Linked DNA regions of Homo sapiens: region 1 is linked to region 2. A link is a loop called in an ENCODE intact Hi-C map of the cell type or tissue named here. Cell type or tissue: psoas muscle. All regions are shown on one strand. Each heading gives the region's core, and the rest is flanking DNA. Links, peaks and the distances in the headings are about the cores only. Region 1 overlaps MNAT1 (MNAT1 component of CDK activating kinase). Region 2 overlaps MNAT1 (MNAT1 component of CDK activating kinase).

Region 1 (10,284 bases), core at 1,436-9,435, 110 kb after region 2:
GTAATAATAAAGCATTGTGTTCATTTGGAAACCATGTGTCTTTTAATTTCCAAATATGAGTTTTGGTGTTTGATTGGTCTAAATGTCTGGCATAACTATTCACTCTCTTTCCAAGTGTATTGATGTAAATCTGAATTCAGTTTTATTATTAGTTTATTCAAATTGTATTCTCACTAGCTGGCTAGATGGTAAAGTGTAAGAGTAACATATGACTGCCTGTGGAAGTTTGTTACATTTTTGTTTGGACTTCATGAAGCCATATGTTTTTTGTTTTTTGTTTTTTTTAAGATGGAGTCTCGCTCTGTCGCCCAGGCTGGAGTGCAGTGGCGTGATCTTGGCTCGCTGCGACCTCCACCTCCCGGGTTCAAGCGATTCTCCTGCCTCAGCCTCCTGAGTAGCTGGGATTACAGGTGCGTGCCACCACGCCCGGCTAATTTTTGTATTTTTAGTAGATTCGGGTTTTCACCATGTTGGTCAGGCTGGTCTGGAACTCCTGACCTCGTGATCTGCCCACCTCGCCCTCCCAAAGTGCTGGGATTACAGGCATGAGCCACCACACCCAGCCGGCCATGTATTTTTATAACCAAGCTGCCCTCAGAATTATGAATAGTATTTCTGACATGTAGTGTCTTTTCTCATTTATCTTAGAATATATGGTTACCACTCTATAAACAGTTTGTCTATTATTCTGGTACTGTGCTTAGTTTAAGACACCTAACCATTAACTAGTTTTCAGAATGGTTTTGCTTTTTAGTGATAGTTGTGTGAGCGCACTGTTGCTCTGGTTGTTTTTAAATCTCACTGAGGTAGGCTTCAGGTTGTTAATGTAAATCTTTATAGCTTTGGCTGAACTTCCTACAAGAGCTGTGGGTCTTGATAGCTGAGATCAGCTGGCTGATCTCTCTTAATGGCAGTTAGATTTGAATTTTGTGGGCTAGGACACAGATCTGTTTGGAAATGGTCTGTTTAATGCATGATGGCTTTAAATGAAGACTAAAAAAACGGGCCACCTTGTAAAAAGAAAGTCTTAGTCTCTAGAGTTCACTACCTTTCTTAGTTTGAACCAATCCAAGTTTTTAACTCTCCATAGGGCCCGGTAATTTGAGGTGGAGGAAACTAATATGAACTTTACATTTCATTTCAATATTAATTCCAAGCCAGTGTGCTTTAAGGATTGTCACAAACATATTATGACTGGACAGGAAGAGTGCTTGCCTCTTGGTCTTGAGTGACAAGCCCTGCCCTCTGCCCCTAGCTGAGAACTCAAAGCATTGTTAAGTAGCACTAAAACGAGCTGAGTCCAAGACTTCAGCCAGATGGTCAATATAGTGCTTTTAAAGGAAGGGAAATAGGAAAAGAGTAATCTCAGAAGCACTCCTATGTTAAAGAACTAAGAAACTGAAGTCTTTCTGAAGCTAAGTGTAAATTATTCCACTTTCTTTGGGAGCAAAAGCTGCAAAATATAACACAAGAAAATGACAGTGTAGGAAACCAAAGTTCAGGAACAAACCTTCAAGTGTGGTTTTCTAATGCTTAATCGTATCTTACGCCCTTCTCAGGATCCATTGCTCCTTTTCCCTCCCTCTTCTCCAAGGTCTGTTTGAAAGGGATTTTGATGGGATAGGAAGGCAGCTTTAGACAGAGCATAAATTAGGGCATAAGATGTCCTTTGTACAAGAATTATCTTAGACATGCTTTCAAAAACATACTTTTTTTGACCTTATTAAGAAAATAATCAAAGGTATGATTTTTTAAGTCTTTGAGTTTAGTCTGCTTTCAGTAAAAATAAGGTATAGGTACCAAAATAAGCAAACCTCGTTTTTACTTTCCTGGTTTCTGCTTATACGATTTACACATATTTAAAATAAACCCATGAAAAACAGGAATAGTGTCATGGGATTGGCTAAATAGTCAGAGCAATTACCTCCAGGCTCCCAAACCCAACTGAGCTTGACTTTTGGAAGTAAATTTGGCTAAGACTTCTTCCTCATTCTGTTTTATAAAGGTATACATGAAATGATACTGACTTCTGCCAGAAACCCCAGGAATCCTGTTCAGTGATGTACTTGTAATGGTCATGAAAGAATAAAAACACAGATGTGGATTAAGGTAGAAAAGTACAGAAAACACTAAATTTTCATTGTGCTGTTTCAATGTGGCAGATTCTTTAAAATACTTCGACATGCTACAATAATTAAAGGTTTTAAGAACATTAAGATACTTAAAAAATAAAAGCCCACAATTGAATAACAAAAATGAACTTTGTTTTATTTTTTATTGGCATTAATGTAGGTTGCCGTGGTGAAAATAGTTTGAAATACTTCACAGTAACAGTTTTGTGCAGCCCTAGAGATCAAAAACAGCAAAGTAAATAAGCAGGACTCTCAACGACTCATACTCACAGACATGTTTAATGTAAATGATTGCTAGAAGGGAAGGGCATTTTCTTCAGTGCTATGCAAAGAAATTTTAATTGACTTGGTTTTGGCAGTGAGAATTGTACAACTTAGCATTAATAAGTCAAATTTAAAAATTTGCTCATTACTCTGGATTATGACTATGTTCAAGAAATACTATTTTCAAGCACTAATCATTTAGATAAAACTTTTTTTACACATTTATGGCATCAAGGAGTATGACTGTTTATAACATTTTACCTATAAAGCTGAACTGTTTTATATACTCTTTATGGAAACATGGCCATAAATTAAAAGATGCAACTGTTTTGAATATTTTACTGGTGGTCCTCTGTTTTCCTGCCAGCAGTGCAGCTGTTTCAGGTTTCTCAGGATAACATATAAAAAGCTGTATGCACACTGCAAGTTTATGCTCAAATTGCCAAGCCAGATATGGTATGACTCAACTTTCCCAGAAGCAAGCTGTACCAAAATGTGATGAATCAAAACAGTTAGTTGCACAGTGGTTTGTATTACAGCTATGAAAACCAATTCTCATTTATGATGTTTGGCTTTTCAAGGTTGACAAACATTCTACTGTGGTGCTTGAATTTTACCATAAGTGAACATCTATTGAAGCTAAGACTATGCTTTTCTTTTGAGGATCTGAGGAAAGGAAAGGGTGATACATTATCATCTGGTGTGCGGATAAAAATTAGCTGGAAACTTGTATCAGGAATGGAACATTTCATTTCCAAGTTACCTATAAAAATATTACTCACTTATTATTTGTATGATAGTTATTGAATTCCCTGTGAAGCCAGGTTAATTTTTAGACCTTTCTGAGGTAACTTAACATTTACTTCATTTCTCATGCATCAGAATCTTAACAGTTGATACTTTATTGTGTCTTGGAAAGTAATAAGCAGATAACTTTATGGCCATGGGGTAGGTGTGGTGAATCCCTATTTCAATCCTATGCGACCTAAGGTTCTATCAAGAGTTTAACAACGACTATTTTTCTTTTTTTTTTTTAAACAGGGTCTCACTCTGTTGCCCAGGCTGGAGTGCAGTGGTGCGATCTCCGCTCACTGCAACCTCTGCCTCATGGACTGAAGTGATTCTCTTGCCTCCCAAGTAGCTGGATTACAGGCACCTGCCACTGTGCCTGGCTACTTTTTCTATTTTTAGTAGAGACGGGGTTTCACCATGTTGGCCAGGCTGGTCTGAAACTCCTGTCCTCAGGTGATCCACCTGCCTCGGCTTCCCAGAGTGCTGGGCTCACAGGTGTGCGCCACCACACCCAGACAACAATGACTAATTAATAATAGTAGTCTCTAAAGTGGGATGTGTCCCATGAGGATATGTAAGATACAGTATATGGAGAAAATATTAAAACATTCATTCATTAATTTATTTAGAGATGGAGTCTCGCTGTGTCACCCAGGCTGGAGTGCAGTGGCGAAATCTCGGCTCACTGCAACCTCCACCTCCTGGGTTCAAGTGATTCTCCTGCCTCATCCTCCTGGGTAGCTGGGATTACAGGCATGTGCCACCACGCCCAGCCAAGTTTTTGTATTTTTAGTAGAGATGGGGTTTTGCCATATTGGCCAGGCTGGTCTTGAACTTCTGACTTCAGATGATCCGCCCACCTTGGCCTTCCAAAGTGCTGGGTTACAGGTGTGAGCCACTGTACCCAGCCAGAACTTTTATTTAAATATTTTTATTTCATCCTTTTTCTATTTATATTTTTATATTACACTGACTATATTAGTATCTTATGTATATAATTATATATAGTAACATATAGTACATTAGTATTCTACATAAAACATATCTGAGATATGTTTTATGGCTATAAAATACTATCAAAAATGTTTTTGTTTTTGTTCAATAAATATTCTCTTCTTCCTTCCGCTTTCCCCTTTCGCCCTTGGCAGAGAAGCAAATAATTGAGTTAAAACCTTGATTTGTGGCAATGTGAATAAATTATAGCTAATTCCAGGAACTTAGCTGCATCCTACCTTGACCCATTTTTTCTACTGGACTCTTATATTGCTCTATATGTTTTAGCTACACAGGTTTATTAAACATGGATACAGATGAAAAACAGACTTGTTATGTTAGAAGTTATAAGTTGCTCATGCATTAAGATTTTGACACACAGGAAGTTTGAATGAATGAGTGAAAAAGGTTCCAAGTTATTAAAATGTTCTGGTACCTGATTTATTCATTTGCCATACCAGTAATTCTAAGGTGGGTGAAGCTCCTTTACTTCCTGAAGAAACAAGTTAGTTTCTTAAACTAAGCATTAAAAGAAAGCTGGAATTATTTGTTTCCAGAAGTGTTAGTAGTCATGCTAAGTTGCCCTTCTTTGGCTAGATTGTCCAATGTTTTTTAGGCCTGTTTTGTCTATTTTTGTCAAGATATAAATGTTTAATTGCTTTAAAAAAACTGTGTGGTTGCAGAAAAAAATTGTACTGTTATATTGTTGAGATCAATGAGACTTTTCTGTATTTACTTTTTCAGACATTATTTTGAACTCAGGCTCAGTCTCAGAGATTTCTTCAACATGTAATTTTCTAATGTTTCCTTTCCTGCAAGGAATGAGACAATATATTCTTGGAATATTAAAGTACTTTTGAAGTAACTCATACGTTTTCTCCCCTCTTCCATTTGTTTAGCTATTGAGGGTTTGCTTTAAAACAAATTTATGTAGAAATATCAGTACTATAATAGTATTGTGATACTGTGTATTTCTTAAGCATATGCCAGGAAGGAGAGCATTAGTTAGGTGTCCAAAAAACAGCCAACAAAACAAATCAGCTCTGAAAATCGTGAAGCAGTGAATATTTTAGAATTATTTTTGAAACCTCTTTCAGAACTGTTTTTAGACCCCGTGGTAATTTGCTATGTAATTTAATACTAGTTTAGGCACTCCATGTACAGTTGGTATGTTTCCTTTTGAAAGATAATAATCTATTTATAATAAAAGTCTGAATATTTCAATCTCGGAATTCCTCTTTAAAACTTGAATCAGTTTTACTATTGCTTTTTAAAATGTTACCTATTTATATTTGCTTTGTATATCAATGCTACACTTCTTGTTTTGTTTTAGGTATTTAAACCATGTCAGAGCTGCCTCACCACAGGACCTTGCTGGAGGCTATACTTCTTCTCTTGCTTGTCACAGAGCACTACAGGATGCATTCAGTGGGCTTTTCTGGCAGCCCAGTTAACCATTTATAAGATTTGGACCTTGGAGCTGAACCAGGGAGCTAGCAAAAGTAAAGCAGACTTATAAAATTATAGCTATGTGCAGCTGCACAACACAGTCCTTCCACTAGCAGCTGTGTTAAAGTATTTATAAGGAGAAAATTTCAGAACTAAGTTGAGTAATATAGGGGATATATATTTGTGAAAAATAATTTTTACTTATATTTTTCAGAGGATTTGACACGATAAGCCTCATCTGATGGAAGAGAGGAATAAATAATTCACCTATATGTGTTTGAGGTTGTGACAGACTTATAAAATCTTTTTAAAAAATAAAGCTATAATTTATATTAAGTTCTGTGGTTTTTCTCTTATTACAGTGTTTTACTTGAACACATTTTAAATACCATTTTGATTACAACATTTACTGTTAATATCCAAGTCTATTATTTCTTCTCATAAAATGTTCCCCTTTTTCCTAATGTCTTGTTAATACTAGTCCAGACAAGTGGATATATTTCCTTTGACCAAGTTATGGCAAGAAAAACCTGACCCATGATAATGTCATTCCCTCAATACTAAGGACTCAATGCCTGTTTTAAGCAGTGGAAAATGAGGCAAACCTTGATCAAGGTGTTATAGTTCCCAGCTGTGAGCCACACTCAGGATAAAACAAAACCCAGCATTAACCTGCTTTAGTGACACATTCAAAGAAGTTAATAAAATTTAATACTTAAATGATACCTTTCACCTCCAATGTAAGCTCATTTTATGATGAATCCTTTGGAGACTGGAGAAGGTACATTTTAAGTACAGTTCCCTATGTATAAATTGTATACTGATACAGTTTTTTTGTTGAAACTTCAAAGGCTTTTATTACCAGGGTTTTGCTTAAAGAGTTTAGATATGAATAGGATGATATTGCAGCATCTCAACCTTGTATGAGTCTGTTACATAGAGCATTGGATATGGGATATAGTTTCTTAAGGAAATTAAGGGATTTCCTATCAAATCTCTATTACAACAGATGTTAGTTTTATGGGTAGAAACTTAGGTGAAACAAGACTTGTGGTTACATTAGGATGGACTATCCATCTGTAACAACTCCATCTTATTTTACTAAGCAGTTATTAATTAATTTTAGCAATACATCTTCATCTTTATTGTACTTCTATCTTTGTTAAATGAGAAAACCAAGGCATCAAATAATTGAGTAGACAAAGATCATATTCACAAGTTAGTAAAAAGCCAGAATTAGAATGCAGGTTTTTTTTTTCAAAGTCCAGTTCCATCTACATTCTACCAGACTGCATATCCTATTCCTGTATCTATTAGGTATTCCCGAACTGAGGATTAGTGTTTTTAAGTACAGTCTATAAATCTGTTCAAAGAATAGTTAGAACATTGAATGTAGAGTTAAGGCTTTGCAGCAGCCAATTGCAAAAATAAGGAATCCAGTCTTTTGAAAAGAAACACTACTGCTTGTTCTCATACCTTTTATAAATGTATTTTAAAAAGAATGAACTAATTAATAAAACATATCAAAGGCTTTTAAGGCTTGTTTTGAGCCTGCCTTATTGTGGAAATTGCATGCACCTGGTTTGGCAAATAAATTCCAAAACCTTTATACATTTGTAAATATTTTGTAGTTGCTATTGCTGTACTTTGTTCAATAGGCCAAATTTAGAAGTTAACTGACCTTATTTGATCAAAGGGAATGGTGAAAAATAACTTAGTGACAATTCACTGAGGTTTAGTGAATTCACTGAATTTACCAAACAACAGAAATATTCTAAATTGATGTGCTTATCCCCTACCATCCAAGTGATTTACTCTTAGAGACAAAGGCTGTACATATCTTTCATCTACATGAGTTAAGTCTTCAAGTATTTTATGAGTACAGAAGTAATAATTAACAACTACTGTATTACCTGTGTCCCAGGCACTGCTTCATGCTTTGTGTATTACGTAATCCTCAAAACAGTTCTACTAGTATTTTCCCCATTTTAACAGATGAGGAAGCTGAGACAGTGGTTAGGTAAGTTGCCAACAGTCATATAACTTAAAAATAGCAGAGCTGGGATTTGAACTCAGGCAGCCAGACTCCAGAAGCCATGCTCTAGAGATGACTGTCAAACAACTGCTGTGCTAAAACTAGTCCTGGTAGTCGAACTTCATAAGACTTCCAGGAGGTTCTACAGATCAAGTATCTAGATCTTTTATGAGATATAAATGACATCAACTAAATGATCTTGTTGATGTCCTAAGAGAAGTTCTGAGAAATTCATGATGTAGAAAATGATTTTACTAATAACTATACTCCCTCTTAAGCAGATATTAATGGTACAGAATACATTTACATCATAGTTAGTATACATGATTACTTAGTATTCCTTAATTTGATTCAATGAATATTTCAACTATGCTTCTCTTAGAAGTTGTCTTTAGGCTCTCAACAGGTTGTCAGATAATTATTTTAAAATCCAATTAAGGTGGTAGAAAACCTGTCAAAAAGTTAACAAAATTAAAAATTGTATCTAATGAGCTTTCCAGCTTTCTAGCTGTCATTTTCTAGTAGATTCATCAGGAATTCATTTACTAGGTATCACATCTGAAAGTTTAGGGTGGACCTAGATTTAAATAATGAATAATCACTTATCCACTCTGAAAGGGGGAAGTTAAAACGTTAATAGATACATCTAGTTCTGTTTTCTTTACAATTACATATTGCATATTTTGTCCAGAGTAACTAAATGGAGACAAGAGTCTTACCACTTTACATGTATAAATAAGAACATCATTTGTACACATACTTTATAACCTAGGACATCAGTGTACAATACTTGGGCTGTTTCAAAACAATTTGAATTAAGTAAGAATGAGTGTTCCAGTTCATTACATCCCTATACTGCTTATCATTTATTGCCTTCATTTGTTTACATGACCTGCCAGACTTCTGAAGGCATTTGAATTTGTAATTAATGATCTAGATTAGGGTTCTTAAACATTTTCTGTAGGGCCAGATAGTAAATATTTTAGGCTTTGCAGGGTAACAAGCAAAATCGTGGATATTATGTAGGTACTTACAGAACAAGCTAAAACAAATTGCCACACTTTTTTTTTTCTTTCAAACTGTATCCAGCTTTATTAAAGATACTTTCCATAAACAATCATGGTATTTCAGGCAGGACATGGGCAGACAGTCATTAACAGTATACAACTTTCAAACTCTCTTCTTCAATGGACTACCAAAAATCAGCCGCTATAAAACCCAATGAAGTCCTCATCTGATGCTCTGAACAGGGAAAGTTTAGAGGGTTAACATTTCACATTTAGCATGTTGTTTAACAACTTTTCACAAGCCAACCCTGACTTTCAGGAAGTGAAATGAAAATGGCAGAATTTATCCGAAGATCCATAATCTAGAAATGGAACCACTGCTCTTTTGACAGGTGCCATCTCAGTGGCATCACTGGAAAGTCCAGATTGCCAGACACACTGGTAACCAATGACCGGGGGTCAGGTCCCAACAGATGTCTGGGCTTAAGGGGATTAAGTCTATGCTGAAAGATGGAAAGGGAAAAGAAGACATAAAAACGAATTTGTTTTTCCATACCACAAGGCTTTTGTGCCAAGGTGGCCATGTGTGTCAAAGTCAGGAAATCCCTCCTCCTGGGAGCCAAGAGGAAGTCTCTCAAAACTAGAAGGGAAAGATGTTTTCCCCGTATCAATCCAGCTTCAGAGATATTCTATTAGTGACACATACCCCTTCCCCCAAAAACAACAATGAAGTGTTCTGTGTGCTAACAACATAGCTTAAAAAAAGTAAAACAAAATTCTGCATTTTTATAAAACTTGATAAAGAATATTTCAAACTGTACAGTCACCAGAAGTACAGTTATAAAAAATGCACACACTTCACTTGGGATCTCCAGCACCTTCCCGCTCCTTGCCAGCATCAGCTTTTCTCTTTTTCCCTTTGGGTACCTTCTCTCCCTTCTTTGCAGGGGCCTTTTTAGGCTTGGGCTCTGGCTTTGGAGGAGCAGGTTTAGCAGACAACCTCGCAGATCTTCTCTGTGATTCATCCTTCACCTTGGCTTTATCTCCTTTAGCATCCCCTTCAGTCTTTCTCTTGGGCATGGCGGCGGCGGCGGCGGCGGGATGTGGGCACCGGGTGTGGGACGCAGCAGCGCGCGGGCTTTGGTCGGTCCAGGGGTCGTTCTTGCCTCTTCTCCTTCACACTGCTCCCACGCTTTTTTAATTGACAAAATTCAAAATATAGCCCAATTTTTTGTAATGCCTTTTTTGGTGAGAATAACATTGCCTCTAATCAGGGTTCTAAGTAAGTGTTCCCTGTGATCAAAATCAGTTGTAAATGATTGCCTATTAATGGTTATCATTAACCATCATTAACCATTAATACTAATGGTAATAAGATTTTACACATTTCATCTTTAAAAATGTCTTCTCATACAGATAGGTATTGCCAAATACTGCTATCAATCCAGGAGCATATGAAATTAACTGAGCATATTCATCACTTGGAAAGCATTTGTAAAATTCTTTTACATTTCTTCCCTTGAAATTTGCCTTTTAGCATGTCATTATTTTAATCACTTCTTACTGAAAATTAGGTTGAATCACCTCAATTGCAGTTAAATAGATTTTGAAA
Region 2 (10,284 bases), core at 1,593-9,592:
TCTTTTTAGAGGCTAATGCAGCTGGTGACTTTAAGTTGAAGCCAGTGCTCATTCGCTTTTTTTTTTTTTTTTGAGATGGAGTCTCACTCTGTCACCAGGCTGGAGTGCAGTGGCACGATCTCAGCTCGTGGCAACCTCCGCCTCCTGGTTTCAAGCGTTTCCTCTGCCTCAGCCTCCTGAGTAGCTGGGACTACAGGCGCTCACCACCACGCCCAGCTAATTTTTTGTATTTTAGTAGAGATGGGGTTTCACCATATTGGCCAGGCTGGTCTCGAACTCCTCACCTCGTGATCCGCCCGCCTCGGCCTCCCAAAGTGCTGAGATTACAGGCATGAGCCACTGTGCCCGGCCTCATTTGCCATTTTGAAAATCCTAGGGTCTTTAAGAATTTTGCTAAATTTACTCCACCTGTGCTCTAAAATGGGCGCAACCAAGTCTAGGTGACAGCGTATCTGCTTACAGCATGGCTTGCTGAATATTTGAAGCCCAGTGTTGAGACCTACTCTTCAGAAAAGATTTCTTTCAAAATATTACTGTTCATTGACAATGCATCTGATCACTCAAGAGCTCTGACAGATGTACGAGGAGATGAAGGTTGTTTTCAAAATGTCAACATTACTAGTTGATATTTTGGAAGTTTCGGAAGAAGTTAATTCCAACCCCCATGGAAGGACTTTGAGCAGTTCAAGACTTAAGCGGAAGAGGTAACTGCAGATGTGGTAGAAACAATAAGAGAACTAGAATTAGCAGTAGAGCCTGATGGTGTAACTGAATTGCTGCAATCTCATGATAAAACTTGAATGGATGAGGAGTTGCTTCCTAGGGATGAGCAAAGAAAGTGGTTTCTTGAGATAGAATCTACTCATGGTAAAGATGCTTTGATTATTTTTAAAATTACAACAAAGGGTTTAGAATATTATATAAACTTAGTTGATAAAGCAGTGGCAGTTTTTTTTTATTATTATACTTTAAGTTCTGCGGTACATTTGTACAATGTGCAGGTTTGTTACATAGGTATACATGTGCCATGTTGGTTTGCTGTCCCCATCAACTTGTCATTTACATTAGTTATTTCTCCTAATGCTATCCCTCCCCCAGCCCCCCATCCCCTGACAGGCCCCGGTGTGTGATGTTCCCCTCCCTGTGTCCATGTGTTCGCATTGTTCAACTCTCACTTATGAGTGAGAACATGCGGTGTTTGGTTTTCTGTCCTTGTGATAGTTTGCTGAGAATGATGGTTTCCAGCTTCATCTACATCCCTGCAAAGGATATGAACTCATCATTTTTTATGGCTGCATAGTATTCCATGGTGTATATGTGCCACATTTTCTTTATCTAGTCTATTATTGATGGATGTTTGGGTTGGTTCCAAGTCTTTGCTATTGTGAATAGTGCCTCAGTAAACATACGTGTGCATGTGTCTTTATAGCAGCATGATTTATAATCCTTTTGGTATATACCCAGTAATGGGATTGCTGGGTCAAATGGTATTTCTAGTTCTAGATCCTAAAGGAATCACCACTCTGTCTTCCACAATGGTTAAACTAATTTACACTCCTACCAACAGTGTAAAAGCATTCCTATTTCTCCACATCTTCTCCAGCATCTGTTGTTTCCTGACTTTTTAATGATTGCCATTCTCACTGGCATGAGATGGTATCTCATTGTGGTTTTGATTTGCATTTCTCTAATGACCAGTGATGATGAGCTTTTTTTCATGTGTTTGTTGGCTGCATAAATGTCTTGTTTTGAGAAGTGTCTGTTCTTATCCTTTGCCCACTTTTTGATGGGGTTTTTTTTTTTTTTATAAATTTGTTTAAGTTCTTTGTAGATTCTGGATATTAGCCCTTTGTCAGATGGATAGATTGCATAACTTTTCTCCCATTCTGTAGGTTGCCTGTTCACTCTGCAGTGGTAGTATTTGAGAGAATTGACTCCAATTTTGAAAGAAGTTCTGTGCGTTAAATGCTTTCAAACAGCATCATGTGCTACAGAGAACTCTTTCATGAAAGGAAGAGTAAATCAATGTGGCAGACTTCATTGTTGTGCCATTTTAAGAAACTGCCACAGCTAGTCCAATCTTTAGCAACCACCACCCTGATCAGTCAGCAGCCATCAACATCCAGACAAGACCTTCCACCAGCAAAAAGATGCAATTTGCTGAAGGTTCAAATGGTTAACATTTTTTAGTAATAATGTATTTTACATTAAGATATGTGCACTGTGTTTTAGACATAATGCTATTGCACACTTACTAGACTATAGTAGAGTATAAACATAGCTTTTACATGCATTAGGAAATAAAAAATGTGTGTGACTCACTTTATGGCAAGGGTCTACAACCGAACCTGCAATATCTCCGAAGTATGCCCATATCTGCCTTTCGTAAGAATTGTGTATACTAGAAAGTCTTAAGGGACAAGGAATCTGTAGAGAAGTAAAGTTCTGGTTAAGCTTTTGTGAGATTATTACTGTGTTTGTGTGCATTAATAGATACATTGAATTTTGTCCTTGTCACATATATTTCATCTGTCATTCATGTAAGGTGTATACTTCAGTGGATTTATTTGGAGACCCAGGCATATCTCTTGCCTATTTTGGTGCTTTGGACTATCTTGGTAGGTCTTGAGATGTCTAGCCATAGGTAAGGATATTGGCATGGGGATTTAAAAATTCAGTGGTTGGTAGGATTGGAGATGATCTTTAATATTATGTCTACTTCTGAGATTCCATGAATTTCATTATTTATAGACATTCACATTACCCAGGTTTTCTGTGCCTTTCCAAGTCCTCATGGAATTCCTCATGCTACTCTAATTTGAGTCATTGTGAAAGATGTTAGTGACTTTTGAGAATCAGATTTTTACATTGGGAAATATGAAGATGAAAAAAATTGGCCCAGATAATCTCTGTTGACACTTACTAAAAATTTAAAAACATTAATCAAGACAAAAAATGAGAAGTGAATGGTTCTTAACTCATTTCTTTAAACGCACTACTGTTTTTTATTTTGTTCAAGAAAAAAAGTTTCACAATTTTTTTTAAGCAATAGTATAATCAGAACCAGAGGTCTGCTGAGTAAAATCATGCAGTTCAGTCTCTTTCCTCTTGACACCTTACTGATACCAGGAAGTTTTGATTGTGTTATATGTAGGTTGGTGACTTAAGATCAGGCATCACTCTTAAAACTCATAGTAGGTTTGAGTGGAGTGTTTTCAATTAAGAGCTTATTGATACTATGTTATGGGAATATATAACGCCTGGGAAAGTTACTAAGTGCTGGGTAAGAATGCAAAAGACAAAATGCGAAAAAGCTATAATTTAAGAAATTTTAAATTTTTGCCCAAGGCTAGGCTTAACTTTAAGAAAGATCAAGTTTTCTCTCCTGAATTGTTCCCAGGGCCTGAGACTAAATTTATGATAATTAATGTGTTTTGTATATTGTCAGTCTTAAACTGTAACATCATTTGTAACATTGTTTCTGCAGGAAGATGCCTTGAGTTCTAACTTTCAGGCTTTTGGAAGTTAGTGATTTTATCTTGTAATATTAAACAACAGTCTGTAGAGATGTGCAAAATATTCCCTCTCTTCCTGCTTCTCTTCCTGTTGATGATGATGATGAAGTAATAATAGTGGGTAGCATTTTGTAGACAGTTCTTTTATATCCTTTAAATTTATTTATTTAATTCTTTACAAGTAAAACTGAGACTTTTTTCTTTTTCTTTTCTTTTTTTTTTTTTTTTGAGACAGAGTCTTACTCTGTCGCCTAGGCTGGAGTGCAGTGGCGCGATCTCTGCTCACTGCAAGCTCCCCATCCCAGGTTCACGCCATTCTCTTGTCTCAGCCTTCTGAGTAGCTGGGACTACAGGCACCCACCACCACACCTGGCTAATTTTTTGTGTTTTTTAGTAGAGACGGGGTTTGACCTTGTTAGCCAGGATGGTCTCCATCTCCTGACCTCGTGATCCGCCCGCCTCAGCCTCCAAAGTGCTGGGATTACAGGCGTGAGCCACCATGCCCAGCTGAGACTTTTTTTTAAAGTTATTTTTGCTCAAGGTAGAGCTAGGATTTGACTGTTCAGAACTCTAAAGCCCCATGCTTTTAACATTGTGTTGGTCTAAGGGCACATTTAATATGGGGAGTCATAGGCTGATAGTGTATATGCTTGTGTTCTTGCTGGTGAGAAGATATATAGATGGGAAAGCTGTTGTGGTATGAAGAAACAAAATAAATATAGAATAAGATTGTTCTTTAAGTTATTTGTTGGTTAACCTGTAGTTAACTCATTACTTCACCAAGAATAGTTTTGGGTATTATGGAAATCTTGAAGCACATGTATTTCAAAATGAGTTAGAGGCCTTAGGCATTTAAAAAATACCACCAGTGCTGACATAATATGAGAACATAGTGTAGGATCTTGAGGCTTTTTTTTACATATTTAATGAATCTTTTATAGATATTATCAATTTTTATCTTGTCTCATGTAGTGCAGATTAATATTATGAATATAGTTGGTTAGTAATTTCCATGCTAATTTATATCTATTTGAAGATATAACACTTGAAAAACACTTAAAAGTAATTGCTTTTTTCCAAAAGATTGTATATTTCCAGAAAAAATGTTTTCTGTTTTAGTAATAAATGTAAAAACGTTCAAACTCATGAACATTTACATGAATTCATTGGATATAGGGAGACTGTATTAAGGATATAAATTATTTAAAACATCTTCCTTAGAACTGGAACAATAAGGTTATGTTGTTCAAAATGTTAAAGTTTAAAGAAAGAAATTTCTTTGTTAAGGGAAGACAAAGCATATTTGGCACTATGTATGAACATGCCTGTTTTGCTCACTGTGGAGCTCCCAATGCCTAAAATCATGTCATTAGGTTTTTTTCACCATTAAAAAAAATCAGTTTAATATTGAATTATTTTTTTAAAAAAATTTGAAAAGGTCTACAGGCATCTTAAAAATTGTCTGTACACTTGCTATTAATGAAAAAATTAGAAGAATTTCGAGCAAGAAAATATTCACCTGAATCAACATATTTTAGTGTCCTTAATGTTGAGCAATTAGCTGATAAGCTAGTTTGAACCTGACTTTCAGGATAGAATACTTTTGAGGTTGTATTTGTTTTTTTGCTTTCAACAAGGCAAGTCTTGATGCTAGATCAATTAGCAAATCTTGAAGAATTAACTTAAATGGTGTGGTAATTCCTGTTATTAGAGATATTTCTTAGAACTCATGAAATTCCTCCCTCCCACATGATATCAGATGTGTTGAGTTGAGAAAGTTGCTGGGCAGCAGTCTTGTATATCAGAGTCCAGTTCAAAGTTGTTAGAATGAGAAGTGTTTTTAAAATGTTATGGGAATGCCCGAATTACAATTGAACTTTGAAATTAAAAAGAAAACACAAGACAGTATAAAAATAAAGACCTATGAGAGTGTTGTAGCAAGTTGGGCTTTTTGTAACCTACCGTTTAAAATACAGATCTTTGAAGGCAGGTTTTTACTAATTATTTTATTACTTTGCTCTTGCTAAAGACAGCAAGGCAAGTAATTATCCTCAGATCTGAAGATTAAAAGTCTTATGATTTTTAAATAAATATTAAGCAAGGAGAGTAATTTTTATAACTGTTAGCACATATGCTTTGTGTGCTAGCTTTTTCCTAATGTAAAATAAATCTGAATATGCCATACGATTGGTGACAAATAAAAAACTCTTTGTGCAATTAAGAGAAAATCTGTTTATTTAAGAGCTCTCAAAGGTTGTAAAAGATTATACTTGGCTGTATGTGAAGGATAAATGTTGTGAAATAATGCCCCTTAGTTCCCCTTTTATAATAAATCTCAGCTGTGTGTTCAGCACAAGGGCTCAGTGCCAAAAAGAACAGGTTCAACTTGTCCGTGAGGATTTGCACCACAGTAAAGTGCACAACTGCTTTTGTAGAGGTCATTGTGGAGGTCAGGGCATGTACAGTTGAATGAAAGCAACTTTAGAAACATGGTAGATCATAGAGTTACTTGAGATTCAAAAATCAATGTTAACTTAAAACATTAAAAAGATGGAAAATCATAAGAACCTTCAAATATATTTTTATCTTTATCTACATATGTTAATATGTTTTCATACAGATTAAAAATAATTTCTTTGGCATCTTGTGCTAGTATAGTTTTAAGGATCTTCAGGATATTTTATAATTGCCAAGATTTGGAAGCGTTGACTATTTTAATATTTGTTAAATTCTTTAGAGTGTTCACATAATGAAGGTAGGATATGATGGTGGTAGAACAAAGTGTGCAGGGATATGTGCATGGTGGGAGTAAAGGCAGGGGAGTGTGGATGAGTTTTAATAAAAATATGGGTGTAATCTGGAAAATGTCTCTACAAGTCATATTTATCTTGAGTTTGTGATCGAAAGATTCGAAATTTAACAACAACAACAACAACAACAAAGAAAATGCAGTCTTATACAGTATGATTCTTTTTCCTAAATATCTCAAAAATACTTTTATACATTTGTGATAAATAGAAATAAATGAGAAATAGAATGTGGAGAGGCTGTAAGATCCCAGGACTCCAGCCAGTGCATTGAGTTTCATATAAAGAATACCTGAAAAGATATAACTAAGTAGATGCATAGCTTACCTGGGGTTATATTTTATCTAGAGCTGTACTTCATGACTCTTTTCTCGTTTCTTTTTGGTGACTATTTTTTAAAAAATGGTGATCATAGCAAAATGACAGGCAACCATTGGTTTCAGTGTGGGGATTAATTAGTAATCTTTAGAATGTGCTTCAGCAAATGCAGCTGATTGGCAGTAGCATCTGTCTCAACAACTGACGGAATGTTAGTACTTTTATCAAGTAATTTTCAGAAGGGCTCCAAAGCTGTTTTACTAAACTCTCTCATATGAACTGCTTTCTTTGTCCTCTAGGGCATTGTTTTACTAAATATACCTATCCATGAATTAACTAATTAGTGAAAGGAGGGCTATAAAATTGTTATTTTTTTAATTTTAAAAAATGGACACAAATGTGATAGTCTGTGTATTCTTGTATTTGTGGGACCACCACTATGCTCACTGATCACACACCTATGTTCTCAGATGAAAAATTTATAAAGGATTGTGATTTTGCTGTATTGTTTTTGTAGTTCGTCTCATAAAACATGTCTCTTAATTATGAAGAGTGATTTGTTAAAGTACAATAAACTGTGATTTAAAGGATTGATTAGTATAGTCAGCTTTCTAGAAAGGCAATTTACTTCTGCATTGCCAGGAATTACTCTTCTTAGTTGAAATAGCCTTTTTACTAAACTGGTTCATATTTCAAAGGATATGCAGTTTAACATTCATTAACAGACAAGCCATCAATTTTATATTGTTTGAAGAAAATATTATTTTTGCTTGTTATAAAAACAAGACAACTTCTAAGTGAGTATCTAATGAGGTTGTAGCACATCTCAGTAAAGATGAAATTTGCCTTAATCTGAATGTGTTATGGAAAAATTGAGTGTAAATATTTTCTAAAAATGAATTGATATGCTTTAATGAACTAGAGTAGCTTTCATTTAAAAAGTACTTATATACTAATGTTTTTTTAAACAAATGAGCACATTATATTTAAAAATGTTTAATAAATATAATATATTTTAAATGAAAATTTAAATAGATACTGTTAAATGCTTGAAAATAGGGACAGTTGTGGTGGTATACTTTCTGCTATATCTTCACAGTGCCTAACATCTACCAAATGTTTAATAAATAAATTTTCATATTTTAGTTCTATAATAGAGAAGTGCTTTGTGGATTTTAGCAGGATAGGGTTTAAAATCTGAGTAGGTTACTTGGTCTTGGAGAGCTTCAGTTTCTTTTCCTGTAAAACAGGTAAAACATACTTACCTCAAATGTGTATGTAATGCCTAACACAGTGCTTGGCACATAGTAGATGTTCAGTAAATATTTCTGTATCATTTTAGTGCAATTGCACTGTTAGTAATCCATTCCATATCTGCCTGACTTTAATAAAAGACAATTTATGTGAAATTTCAGGTGAGAAGGGTATCAAGTCAGTGTCTTAAATATTCTGTTCTTTTCTGCATTTTAGAGTAGATTTAATTGCATGGTGGTTTTATGAGTGTGATAGCGGTGGTGGTGGTGTTTGTGTGTATGTGCATTTGGTTTGGGGAAGTTAGATTGGGATGGTTAGAGTATTCATAGTGTTTGTTGTTTCTTTTTAGGACAGAAGAAAGGTAAAATCAGTGACAGTCTGGCTTAGGTCTTCACTTATTTTCTACAATGGGAATGGCAAAACAACTACTCCTTCTGTTGTTAAATGACCTCAAATAGAACGAGGACATTTGTTATGTAGGTTTTTTTGGAGATAGGGTAGATGATTAGAGGGATCATTTTAAAACATTTCTTCATTCATGAAACAAATATTCCTGATACATACCAACTACTGTACTAGGCACAGAAGAGTCAAATCTAAATAAAATGTGGTCTCTTAAATTATTCAGTCTCTATAATGGCGTAAAGAAACTTCTATCTTTTCACGGAAAAATATTTCTGCTTTAGAAGACTACTAATCTTACATGGTATTTTTGTTTTGCTTATGTAATAGTAGTAGTATTTGTAGATAATTTTATATAAAGCCATTTCTATATTACATTAGGAAATTTGGACTTATGTATAAGTTGTCATTGTTGGATAAAGTTCACTTATAGTGCCAAGTTAGGAATTCTTGGAAATTATTTTTGAAATTAGTAAAAGAAAGTGAGCTAAAATGCTCTATGCCTGAAAGTTTTTACAGAAAATTTCTTGCGAATACTGTTTTTCTTAAAATTAATGCAGACTCTTTTAAAGGAGGCAGGTTTTGTCTAATCAGATAGTCTCCTTGATGTTTTTCTTTTCTGATCTTTTTATAGAAACAGATATGGTTTGCTGGACACTATGTCCTCTTGGCAACAAATGGTAGTTTGGTAATAAGACAAGCATCAGAGAAATAATGTAAAAATAATACTTTTCAACATTGTATCACATTTATCAGTGCCCAAGGAAAAAATAAAACCTATAACAACAAAAACAAACAAAATAAACAAAATATTTTTCTTGTATTTTGCTTTTCCTTTAAGCTACTGGCATATTTCCCTATTTTCATTTGTCTTATAAGTTAATGAAAATAATGTTTGCCTAGTGTTTCTTCTTCCTTCCATTCCCTCTTTGTATTCTGGCTTCTGTTTTCACCACTGTACTGAAGCTCCTCTGGGTATTGAAATTCCGTTCACTGGGAACGCTCTTTCTTCCCCTCCATTTCAGGGCTGTTTCAGCCTTCAGAGGTTCTCCCAAATTTCATTTCTTCCATGAACTCTGCTGAATGAAAATTCAAATGCTTGTCATATTCAGTAGAATCATATCGTACATGCATTTAATTTGCTTGAATTCAACTAAAGTTGAAAACAACAAAAGTAGCAAAAATGCCTCTCTTCTCCAAGGTAAAGAAAAATTTTGAAACAGCATAGATGCCAAATGTAAGCCACCTACTTAGGTGATCTGTTCCAATGCTAGAGGAGAAACTAGCTGAGTTAGATTTACATAAAGAGATTAAAATATGCACAGAACAATGTACAGTATACTTTATAGGCAATTTGAGGGATTTTTGAGGGGTTATTTTGACCTTTTTTTTTTTTTTTTTTTGCCTTAATCTAACTTTAGAACGGAATCCTTGTGCATGTCACAGTATAGCTGTGTTGAACTAAGTCAGTCATATAATTTAGGACCCTTCTAGGTAACACTTTGATCTTTCTCAAATGTTTCACATGTGGAACTAACTGAGGGAAAATGACTAGCTTAGTTCCTTTCCTATTTTTATTTTTGCATTTTTCAGGGAGGGAAAAATTTGTACGAATGAAATTATAGTCAAAACAGTTTAAAGCAGAGGGAGACAATGCTGTTCCTTTTATGTTTTGTGTTCTCCTGTAGTTTTGAGACTCATGCCTTTCTCAAAAGTAATTGCATGTGACCACAAATATATCACTGTAGTTAGTGTCTATATGAGCCTTATTAGTTCTAAGCCAATACAAGGAATTTATAGGAATGCTTATTAAATATCCAGAGTTTAGTTGTAATTATATATTATTTGAGGATCTTTAATGATACTAACCTTTTACTAGTGATCTTTTAATGGAAGATACTATTTCCTAATTTTTTTCCAACCTTTTCAAAATTGGTTACTTTTCATTTTTGAAGTTCTTAAGGAAAAATTTATATTGATATAATAAG

Evidence for each region. A loop is a pair of places that touch in the nucleus more often than their neighbours do. Peaks named below come from ENCODE experiments on the same cell type or tissue, not always from the same donor. Only the 100,000 strongest peaks of a DNase experiment are listed, where the experiment ranks them.
Region 1: a loop joins it to region 2, with 2.9 times the contacts of the local background. A loop is called at or near these places in 4 of 110 quality-filtered maps.

The regions. Positions count from the first base shown.
Region 1 is chr14:60,962,715-60,972,998 of GRCh38, forward strand. It overlaps MNAT1 (MNAT1 component of CDK activating kinase), which reads left to right. Exons shown (of 8, transcript NM_002431.4): 8 at 5,515-7,251. The coding sequence ends at 5,635. TRMT5 (tRNA methyltransferase 5) reads right to left here. Exons shown (of 5, transcript NM_020810.3): 5 at 8,727-10,284. Among named protein-coding and RNA genes, the nearest start is that of TRMT5, 13 kb to the right of the region's middle. In psoas muscle, for the core only: no CTCF peak of the experiment used is centred there; no DNase peak of the experiment used is centred there; H3K27ac peaks cover 5,653 bases.
Region 2 is chr14:60,856,628-60,866,911 of GRCh38, forward strand. All of the region lies in intron 6 of MNAT1 (MNAT1 component of CDK activating kinase), which reads left to right. Among named protein-coding and RNA genes, the nearest start is that of TRMT5, 120 kb to the right of the region's middle. In psoas muscle, for the core only: no CTCF peak of the experiment used is centred there; no DNase peak of the experiment used is centred there; H3K4me3 peaks cover 2,707 bases; H3K27ac peaks cover 4,882 bases.